Linked DNA regions of Mus musculus: all the other regions are linked to region 1. Evidence: chromatin loops called from intact Hi-C (ENCODE). Cell type or tissue: heart. All regions are shown on one strand. Each heading gives the region's core, and the rest is flanking DNA. Links, peaks and the distances in the headings are about the cores only.

Evidence for each region. A loop is a pair of places that touch in the nucleus more often than their neighbours do. Peaks named below come from ENCODE experiments on the same cell type or tissue, not always from the same donor. Only the 100,000 strongest peaks of a DNase experiment are listed, where the experiment ranks them.
Region 2: it touches region 1 in a loop (7-fold over the local background); 7 of 42 quality-filtered maps call a loop at or near these places.
Region 3: a loop joins it to region 1, with 2.7 times the contacts of the local background. A loop is called at or near these places in 5 of 42 quality-filtered maps.

What each region holds. Positions count from the first base shown.
Region 1 is chr8:56,882,974-56,886,557 of GRCm38, forward strand. The region is part of intron 1 of Gm33501 (a long non-coding RNA gene); the gene reads right to left. Among named protein-coding and RNA genes, the nearest start is that of Gm33501, 4.0 kb to the right of the region's middle. In heart, for the core only: a CTCF peak has its summit at 1,411 (motif pointing right); no DNase peak of the experiment used is centred there; H3K27ac peaks cover 954 bases.
Region 2 is chr8:57,312,943-57,316,526 of GRCm38, forward strand. Hand2os1 (Hand2, opposite strand 1) reads right to left here. Exons shown (of 6, transcript NR_154048.1): 3 at 1,573-1,672. Among named protein-coding and RNA genes, the nearest start is that of Hand2os1, 6.1 kb to the right of the region's middle. In heart, for the core only: a CTCF peak has its summit at 1,494; a DNase peak (open chromatin) is centred at 1,489; H3K4me3 peaks cover 2,421 bases; H3K27ac peaks cover 2,500 bases.
Region 3 is chr8:57,524,633-57,528,216 of GRCm38, forward strand. Galnt7 (polypeptide N-acetylgalactosaminyltransferase 7) reads right to left here. Exons shown (of 12, transcript NM_144731.4): 12 at 1-1,619. The coding sequence ends at 1,482. Among named protein-coding and RNA genes, the nearest start is that of Gm51574, 14 kb to the right of the region's middle. In heart, for the core only: a CTCF peak has its summit at 1,733 (motif pointing right); no DNase peak of the experiment used is centred there.

The DNA of each region.
Region 1 (3,584 bases), core at 332-2,831:
ACAATTATAGCCCTGAAAGTTATATTTGAGGAATTTATGATTTTACTCTTCTTTGGATTGTGAAAGGCACACACGGATTACTATGTCACTGTGTGAATACACACCACTGCCACCAGCATCCCACCCTACCCTGGACATTCAGTGTCCTGGCCTGTAGTATTGCAAATACCTGCAAGCAGTGAGCATTCAGACACACACACAGCAAAGGCAGTCTGTCTGCGAATATCTGGCATACCATCAACAAAATGTGCAAATATGTAAATACACCATTTAGTGTTTAACTGACACTTCTTAGTGTTTATTTACCATAGTCTGCAGTTGCATAAGAAAAGACTAAAATTTCTGTCTGAAATCCAAAAGGGTTTTGGTGTGGGTTCAGCTAAGAATGGCGTGGATTTCCATCTTGGTTCCATTTTAATGATTGTGTGTGTGTGTGTGTGTGTGTGTGTGTGTGTTTCCCAAAAGCTCTAAAACGGGAAACATTTCTGGGAAGCAAAGTATTTGGCCAGGAGAATTTGTCTTTCCCTGTCACAATCTTTAGCTACCATTCAGCTAAATGTTGTTTGGAATAATATGGCCCTAATGCCCCTATCTCCTGCTGAATTGCTCAGACGGGTAGGAGATTAGAGTGAAAAGAGGTGCCGGTATTATCTATGCGAGTGCGCCAGGGTCATGCTACACTAACAAGACCGCCCCAGCCCGGGTGACAGAACCCAGCTGCTGGTCCGCAGGCCCTTCATGTCAGAGGGTTCCACTTACTGTGGGGCCAGTCTGCAGAGAGCCTGGATTCTAAGTAGGTCTCTTCCAGCTCTAAGTGAGACACTGACTTCATCATTTTTTGCCCCCTCACCCCAACCCTCCTCTCCCGCTTTTTTTTTTTAAGGAAGGGCTTACGTGTAAAATCACTTACCTGTTTAACCTATGAACTTAAAGAAAACTTGGATCCCCACTTAAAATACCTAAACTCGGGTTTGCCTTCGCTCCATCCTCCCAGTAACTGTACTAATAAGTCGTTTATCACAAAGACAAAACACCGGGTTTCATTTTATGTTGTCCTTACAGTACACAGGCCCTCAACCATGAGGTTTGGTGAGATGAGGTTTTAGCTCAGGGTTCATTTGTTTTATATCTGTCTTGTACGAAGCGATGCCCTGTGCACAGAGAACACGGTGTGCCTATATTAAAGAATTGTCTTGTTTTTTTTTTTCTCTCTCTCTCTCTATTTTTTAAAGGAAGTAAGTCTTCCTTTGAGTGTTGCTTAATAGATATGTATATTTATATTCGTATATATGATGTAAATAAAGACTTTAGCATAGGATTTGGTGAGTGGCTTTCTTTCCTTTCCCTGCCTGTTTCTGGAGTGAAGGGTTTTAGGTTAGTAACACACAAAACCTGGTAGAGTTGTTTAGCCAGTAGAGGGAGATAGAGCTATCCAGCAGCTTTACTGGGTACTCTTTTTTTTTTTTTTTTTTTAGTGTGACTGTTTCTTAAATGCTCCACCAATAAGAACACTTTGTACATATCTTTTCCTACAAGAGTGAAGCTTTAAATGAAAACTATCCATACCTCTAAGGAGAATCAGTCAAGAGAAGATTATAAGAGTAGCCTTAGGAAAAGAGAATCATTGGAAAGAGAAAGAACTTTTTAAATTATCCTCCTCTTCCCATTGGACACGCAGACTTTGTGTGCCCCGGTACAGGGGAACACCAGGGCCAAAGGGGGGGAGTGGGTGGGTAGGGAAGTGGGGGTGGGTGGGTAAGGGGGACTTTTGGTATAGCATTGGAAATGTAAATGAGCTAAATACCTAATAAAAATGGAAAAAAAAATTATCCTCCTCTAACTACCACAACTTAGAAAGACTACTAAATAAACTTGCATTTACTTAGTGGCAAAATAGTTAAGGAAACACTCTTCAGAGATAAGCTCAAGGAGACCTCAAAGCTTGATCCTGCCTTACACTTCTGGTGTATCAGTGATCTCAATGTGTTAATGGGTGGCATAGATTTCGTCAGTTCATTGAAAGCGTTTGCACAGGCAAGCTTAAAAACAGAAACAAAAAGCATTTCAGGTTCCATAGGGTTTTTTTTTTTTTTTCATTTATCAACGCTTGAAATTTTAGTTAAGTGATTCCAAAACAGAGTCTCCATTTTATATGATGCTTTTAAGTTCTCAAAGTATTTTTATAAGCACTATCTCATTTTAAAGCAGTCTGCTGTTCTTTAGGCTATAGTCATCTCAGCTAGCATTTTAGAACTTAATGAAATTGTGTTACTAACCCTTCCATGACGAGTATAAAATGTGTCGAGGTGGAAACTTTGCCGAGAGCTACTAAATTATTCTTTCAACACCCAGAAACCTTTTGCACTTTTATTTCAACAGAATGAAGTTCTATTGAGTTTCTGTGAAATTAAATGCTGTTATGAATTTGTTGTGGCCACTACTGCTGGGGATTTTGTAGAAATAACTAGATTTGTGGGTGTGCCCAGATGTGTCCATCATAGAATAAGACTTTTGAAATGACACTTTTGAAAAAATTGATGAATATGATAAAAATGTTTTGTTATTAAAAAATTATATTGTGGTATTTTTAAATATACCCAACAGTGGATAAATATTTTTATTGGTTATTTTCTTTATTTACATATCAAATGTTATCCCCTTTCCTGGTCCCCCCTCCCAGAAGCTCCCTATCCTATGCTCCCTCCCCCTGCTTCTGTGAGGGTGTTCCCACTCCTGCCTCCCTGCTCTTGAATTCCCCTACACTGGGGCATCGAGCCTTCACAAGACCAAGGGCCTCTCTTCCCATTGATGTCCAGCAAGGCCATTCTCTGCTACATGTGTCTGTAGCCATGGGTCCCTCCATGTATACTCTTTGGTTGGTGGTTTAGTCCCTGGGAGCTCGGGGGGGTGGGGAAGTACTGTTTAATTGATATTGTTCTTCCTTTGGGGTTACAAAACCCTTCAGCTCTTTCAGTCCTTTCTCTACCTCCTGCATTGGGGTAGAGAAAGTCCTACCTCAGTCCGACGGTTGGCAGTGAGCATCTGCCTCTGTATTTGTCAGACTCAGTGGAAGAGAGCTGGACCCGACCTGAAGTCAGTCCCCAAGTCCCTATAGGGCTAGCACTCATAGTATCAGAAGGTGTTATACAAATTGCCAATGGAGAAAAGCAGCCAACTTTATCCATCTGTAAAGTTTAGGAGGCACAGCAATGACTTATTCTGCATGATAAGCCCCGTGGGGCTATAGAGACCCATACATCTGGTGGAAACAACTGTCTAATTAGACTTAGCTAATCAATAGGAGGGAATTCACACCTGGTACTGGAAAACCTAAGCTGGAGAAGTCATAGACCCTACAGGAGAACCCACTACTGCCATTCTCCTAAACCAACATCGGTTTTGGTTTTGGTTTTGGTTTTGTTTTTTGTTTTTTGTTTTTTTTTGTTTGTTTGTTTTTTGTTTTTTTTTTTTTTTTTTTTTTTTTTGGTTTTTCGAGACAGGGTTTCTCTGTATAGCCCTCTTGACCTCAGAAATCTGCCTGCCTCTGCCTCCGGAGTGCTGGAATTAAAGGCGTGCGCCACCAC
Region 2 (3,584 bases), core at 465-2,964, 430 kb after region 1:
TCGGGCGAAAAGGTCTTGGAGGAAGATATCAACCCCTGGTTAGTTCCCAGCGGAGGATCTGTCCTGACCGGAACGTGGTGGACTTGCTTCCTCCAGTCCACTCCACAGAAGGGCATGGGAATGGAATGAGAATTTGGCCGGAATAAAAGGGGAGAGATCCAGCATTCATCCCAGGGCCTGGACCACTGGTCGGTGTCGGTACACGAGTAACAGTTCCCACAACCCCACCCCCACCTCGATTCCCCTGCGTGGGAGTCGTTGCAGCACTCTGAGCATCGCTGCCCCACCACCGGAAGGCCTCACTCGGACCGCTGACTCCCAAGCAGCTATCTCCGGAGGTGAATTTAAAATAAAAGCAACTAAATATTAAAAAAGGAAAAGAAAAGAAAAGAAAAGAAAAGAAAAGAAAAGAAAAGAAAAGAAAAGAAAAGGAAAGAAGAGGAAAGAAAAGGAAGGGAAAGGAAAGGAAAGGAAAGGAAAGGAAAGGAAAGGAAAGAAAAGAAAAGAAAAGAAAAGAAAAGAAAAGAAAAGAAAAGAAGAAATGAAGAGGCAGGAGGAAAAGATGTAAATAATTATTGAGCGCAGCTTGGTATCAGGCAACACTCTCCCTTGATCCTTTTAATCTAGCTCACATCCCTCTTTCATTTCCACCACTGTTTGAATAAAGAGAGAAACTAAGGCACCCAGAGCACTGACCTCGGTGTTGAGGCGGCCCTGGCTACCTCTTGAGTTTGGTGTATTTAGGATGGGTACAAGATAAGCCAGGTCAGAGTTGGTCCTGCCGCCTGCAAGCCAGATTGATTGGGAAGACACTTTCCCAGTGCCCGCAAAGGCTTGAGGTTGAAGGTCTGTTCCTTTCTAAATGACTTCCAAGTCGCTCACCAGCTTTAATGGCCTTCAAAATAGAGTAAAACAACACAACCTGATTGCAATTAGAACACCCGGATTTCTCTAAATCGCCTTTCCACCAGCTTTGAGGGCATCTTTTTGTGCGGAAGCATTAGTTGTGTTGTTAGAGGACACAGACGCGTAAAGTGAAAGATCTGCACCCTGAGAACTACAAACTACATCTGCGTGGTTTCACCAGAAAGTTCAGAGAATGGAAGGCTTGATATGGGTGCAAGGGGGGAAGCTAACCAGAAGGCCTCTTATGAGGTGGAAACACTCAGGAAAGACCTAGAGGCAACAGTGAAGTGTAGGTTCTTCTCTAGCTTGGGAAGGTAAGCCTTTTTTGTCAAAGAGGTTGTCAAATCAAAAGGTGCCAGACCCACATTTGGCGACAATGTGGGAGTCTGGTTATCACCAACATTCATTTCACAGCTCCACTTCTATCTTGGAGAATGGCAGGTTGATCTAGTCTTGAGCCAAAATTCCAACCAGGTTTAAGATCGAAAGCCCGAGGTTTGGAAATGATCAAAGTTGGTCGTCTGTGACTAGCTTTGGAACTTGTATCAAAGGGAATTTTCAAGAGCAGAGACAGTAAAACGGCACTAGGGGCGCTCTCACCAGAGACCTTGACTGCATGAGCCCTACACCTTTGCTCTTTTCCCTGGGGTCTAATCTGACATATACCTTGGCCAATCCGAAGTTCTTTCTGAAGTCACACTCTCCTGTAGACGGGAAGAGAAGACCCCCAGGAGGTGACGAATTGCTCGAGAATGAACTGTGCCTTCTGTCGGCAAAAGAAAAAAAAAAAAAAAAAAGCATCAGTCCCACGGATTTAGTGAAGTCTCCAAATGTATTCGAAATGGAATTCTCCTTTTCCTGTATGCAAACATTTGCCTCCTTTGAAGTTGGATGCTTTGCAAGAAAAATGCGGTTCCACTTTTTTAGTCCTAGGGTTTGGGGCCTGTGTTGACTTAAATGAGCACTCTCACACAAGTATTAAAAAGAAAAGCATTCTCTTTTGGAAAATAGAACAAAGTAGCGCTTCTCCAATCAGAGTGCAGATACATAATCTGTAACAACAAATTTGCCTCCTAGTGCTGCGCATTTCCAGCAAGCATCCTGCCTTCTCTATTTACATTATAACTTTGCTGCCTGCAATTATTTTTATTTTAATTTTCTGTCACTTTAACAGAAACCAGATCCTTTTCTTTTAATGTTTTGTACACAGCATGTTCAATTTGATAAGATGTTCTTTCCTATCCTCTTTTAGCTAGCCTTTCCTTGTTTAGAGTTCTGTATCAGAAGTTTCTAATATTTCTCCCTCTTTTTTTTTTTTTTTTGAGAATTTGTCCCTGTCTTGCTTTATTTGTTTGTGTGAAATTTAGTTTGAAAGGAGATCAGAGAGAGCAGGAGGGGTTTGTAATAAGAGAATGACCGAATGACCCAAAGGCTGATTATCTATCATTAACTGGAGACTTGGTGTACCCAAATTACCAGGAAGACCTCAGTCTGCCGGATCCTTACCCAGCCAGAAAGGCAACCGTGGAATGCACACTCTGAAAAAGACTCATGACATTGCAAGTGAGGACGGTGCTTGAACATATTTTCTTAAAGGAATGCTCCTTCCAAACTCAGCTCCAGTTGAAGGGATAAATTACTAGATCATAATATGTTATGTACAGGTAAAAATCTGTATCCCAGTGCTAACTTTACCAATGTTTTTTGCAACTAGCTTTCTCATATTGTTTCATTAGAACCAAAATTGCAGTTAATTGTCTAAACTCCAGAGAATATTGAGAAATCAAGACAAGCTGCTTTTGATCTGCTAAACCCAGGCCTTGTAAAAATCGAAGTTTGCCATTAATATTGACAATAAAAGTGTTTCTTTTTGTTAACCTGAAACCTAACCTATCCTGGCTCAAGTCCCTTGTCTCTAAGCAAAGACTGTAGAAGAATGCAGGAAAGGCTTGGAGTGAACTGTCAGAGGTTAAAAAAAAAAAAAAATCCATCTATGCCGTGCAGCAAATAAAGTCACGTTGGGGAGTCTTCCAAGGAGTACCCTCAACATGGCAGTTAGAACTGGGAAGGAAAGGGGCTCCAGTCACAAGTCAGTCCTTCAGTCCCACAAATGATGCCTCAGAAGCTCCACGTGTTAAGCAGCCATTTCATTCCTACTTATCCTCAATCCCAGACTGCATGGCATGCTTGCTTAAATCCACTGCTAGCTAGTTCCAAAGAGTATAAATACAAAATCATAGCCATGTTCTCGTCTGAATTCTAAATGACTTGTTTACAGCTTGGAAGAAATAATTCTCTTTATAATTAACTTTTATTTGTATTATTGCGGGGTTTTTTTAATTGCTTATTTTTAAGTTCTGTGAGTGAAAGCCAGGGTCTACCTCTCAAATGCACATCCAGCACTGAAATATTTCTGTGTGTGCAATTCTTTGTGTATGTTTTATAAATCCTGTGGGATGTATTGTCTTATAACATTTTATTCTAAACTCAGGATTCTACTGCAAAGTGGCAAAGATCAGATCTATCATACTTCTTGAGACAAGTATAATAACATATATTATGTTTAATGGTATTATATATAGTATTATCCTTTGCAATGCCAGTTCACAGGACATTTTATGCTGCCTTTAGTCTGAATGAGTATTTTTAATTTACGGATACCTGTCACAGTACCAAAT
Region 3 (3,584 bases), core at 465-2,964, 640 kb after region 1:
ATGATTACATGATCAAAAATGTTTAACTGGCCCCAGCTCACCACATTGCTTTTCTTTTTCTTTTTTTGGCACTCAATGTAGACATTTTATCTTGGGGGAAGGGGGGTGTAATAAGAGACTTCCTAGAAATTAAAGTTTTCAACATTTGGTTCTCTTAAAGTAGGTATTGTATTAATAAATGTTCAAATTAAATCTTCTTTTCCCTGGGGAATATAAAAAAAATTTATACTTCTTAAAAAAGAAATTAAGGAACCCTACAGAGCTAGCATCTAACTTCGCAGAATGTCGTCCACATTTGTTGATGATTTGTATTCTTAGATAATAAGATCTAAGAATAGAAAATTAGATACTAATTTTCCTAAATTAAAAAGAATGCTCATGGAATTTCCTTTGAATGTAGACAAAGTGTCAGTTTATCTCTGTGCACAGCTTGTGCTTCGAGGTGGTTCTCTAAGGCTTCCATCTCACAAGGGCTTGGGGATTTTTACCTCAGGACCAACCTAAGGCGTCCACACTAGGGCTTTATTGTGTTGTTTCCCTGCCCCTCAACCCCCCTTCAAGTTTCAAACTGAGAATTATGTTTAGTTTTCTATGACTGGTACTGGGGAAAGCAGATGCAAAATGTAGATGGGCAAAAACCAACCCCTCCTTTTAGAAGAAGGACTCCTTTGCTAGCCTAGAAGCTGGTGTGAACAGAGGCCAGGGAGGTAATGCCACAGAATCTTCAAGCCCCACGGAACAGCCTTGAGTTGGGCCCACTGTTGTCCTCGACCCAGCCATACAACATTCCACTTCATAGCCAAGAAATTCTCCTGTGAGTAACAGACGGGTTCCCCAGGTGACATTCATTGTCACCATCATAGAAGTGTCACTAGAAGCTCTCAAACAATATACTGAGAAATGAAAGAGGCACTAAATGTGTTGAAATTCACCTTTCAAACAGCAGCGTAACTGAAGGAAGGCCACCCTGGCCAACGACCCGTGGCAGTGCTTCCGAAAGATGTAAAATTAAATACACAGCAGGTTGATCATCACCAAGTCGGATGTGAAAGTCTGCTTACTCCAACCTTTTTTTTTTTTCAAGTGTGTTAAAAAACAAGAACAACATCATCAACAACAAAAAAAACCAAACTGCCTTCCAGACCCCTGAGTGTATTCCCAAAGAAGACAACACATGCTTTAACTCGGCGGTTCAGGAAACCGAGTTAAAGGCACAAATTACCAACATCATCATAAAACAAAACAAAAAACGATGTAAACATCTAGAGTTTAAGGTAAGAGCAGTTTTGTAAACAGTCACTGCAGATGATAATGTTATTGTAAAATCACAGTTTATCAATGCCCCTTCCAACTGATCAGAGAGGTTCCAGGTTTGGAGCTGTACAAAATTAGTAATAATGGTTGCAGCAGGTTCCAGGCGGTTTTCAGTCCTCCATAAATGTACTTGTCAGTAGGTAGATTGTTGGTTTCCTCTGTTCTTGTCAAACACTGTGGATGTTATTCATCTCCCACTTCTGAGTCATTTTACTGGAGTCACAGGTGGAGATGAACACTTGATGCAGGACCTCCGATCGATCTAAGCACTTTCCGGAAGTGATGTGCGTAAACCTGTGCAGGCTCTGCAAAACACAGTGAGCCAAAGTAAGGTTTTTTTGTTTTTAAGATTTATTTATTTATGTATTTTATGCGTATGAGTACACTATTGCACTCTTCAGACCCACCAGAAGAGGGCATCACATTCCATTACAGATGGACGTGAGCCACCATGGGATTTGAACTCAGGACCTCTGGAAGACCAGTCAGTGCTCTTAACCACTGAGCCATCTCTCCAGCCCAAAAGTAAATGTTAAATGTGGATTCTGTTACCTCCAATAGGAAGACAGGGCATCAAGTGAAGGGATGGGGTTGCCATCCCACAGTCAAAACTCTGACCCAGAATTGTTTCTGTCTAAAAGAACTGCAAGGACAAAATTGGAGAGGAGGTTGAGGAAAAGGATGCTCAGCGACAGGCCCAAACTGGATGTCCAGCTCAAGGGGAGGCTCCAAAGTCTGACACTATTACTGATGCTATGGTGTTTATAGACAGAAGCCTAGCATGGCTGCCCTCCGAGAGGCCCAACAAGCAACTGAAAGAGTCAAATGCAGATACTTTGCTCAACCAATGGACAGAAGCCAGGGACCCCTGTGGTTGGTTGAATGAGGGAAAAGCTGGAAGAAGCTGAAGAGGGCAACCCCATAGGAAGACCAGTAGTCTTAACAAACTTGGACCCTTGAGATCTCTCAGATTCTGAGCCACCAGCCAGGCAGCATCCACTAGCTGATACGAGGCCCCCAAAACATATACAACAGAGGACTGCCTGTTCTGTCCTCAGTGAAAGAAGAGGAACCTACCCCTCACGAAATTTGAGGCCTCAGGGGTTCAGGGTGGGGACATCCTCATGGAGACAGGAGGAGGAGGAATTGGATGAGAACTGTCGGAGGGCAGACTGGGAGGGGGGATAACGATTGGACTGTAAGAAACGATTAAATAATAATAATAATAATGTGTGGACTCTGATATCTCTGCTATGAGGTGCCATTATTCGGCTTCCATAGCAGGTGATTCGAGCACATTGCACACGCCTTGAATGTCAGTATTCTTAGCCCTTTCTTTTGGTTATGCCATTTGAACTACGTCAAACTCAATACACACTAATTGAAGTTCAGTATCTCTCCCTCCAAGCCTCTGTCTCTCGTTCTTAGTCTGGCTAAAGACAACCCCAGCTTTCCAGTCCTAAGGAAGCTACTCACCCCGCTCATTCACGGGATACCAGTTCTCTACGGCTAACGCTTTCAGTGGTTCTCACTTCTGTTTTTTCACCTCTGTCTCCTGCTCTAATACATTCTTCATCATATGCTGTTGATTTCTCCAATCCAGCTCTTGGCTCTTCAAAGAAAGGGCCTCAGACTATGCAAGATTGGGTGTCTAAGCAAAACTTATTTTCAAAATGCAGTGGAGATAATTTGCTGCCCTTCGAGTTGAATTGACATATGTACCATTGCAACAAAAGCAGTCACCATGGGAATTCGGGCATCAATCAAGGATGGATGGATGGATGGCAAACTGCCAACAGTCCTACCAGCACTCGCCTGAGACAAGCCACACTTTCATGGAAGGATGCCTACAAAGATGGTGTTAAATTATGCTATTGACCTTTTTTGGGCATGGGGAGCCAGGTTCAAGACAGTGCTTCTCTGTGTACCCCTTGGCTGTCCTTGAACTAGTTCTGCAGACCAAGCTGGCCTCAAACTCAGAGATTCTCCTGCCTCTGCCTCCCCAGTGCTGGGGTTAAAGGCTTTGGCCCATCGGAGCTTATTGATCTTTAGTTACAACGGGACCATGGTGTATCCTTTAAAAACCACTCAGGTGAAATGAAAAGTGTGAACCGAGTGCTTCCACATGGCAGGACTCAGCAATGCCCTGAGAAAGACTCAGGAAGGGCTACCACCTACTTTGTTGATCCACTGTCAACAGACTATGATTCTTCACACTTGGACACTGTCTGTCACTAAGGAACCCCATGTAGCACCTGGAGGAGGGGGCT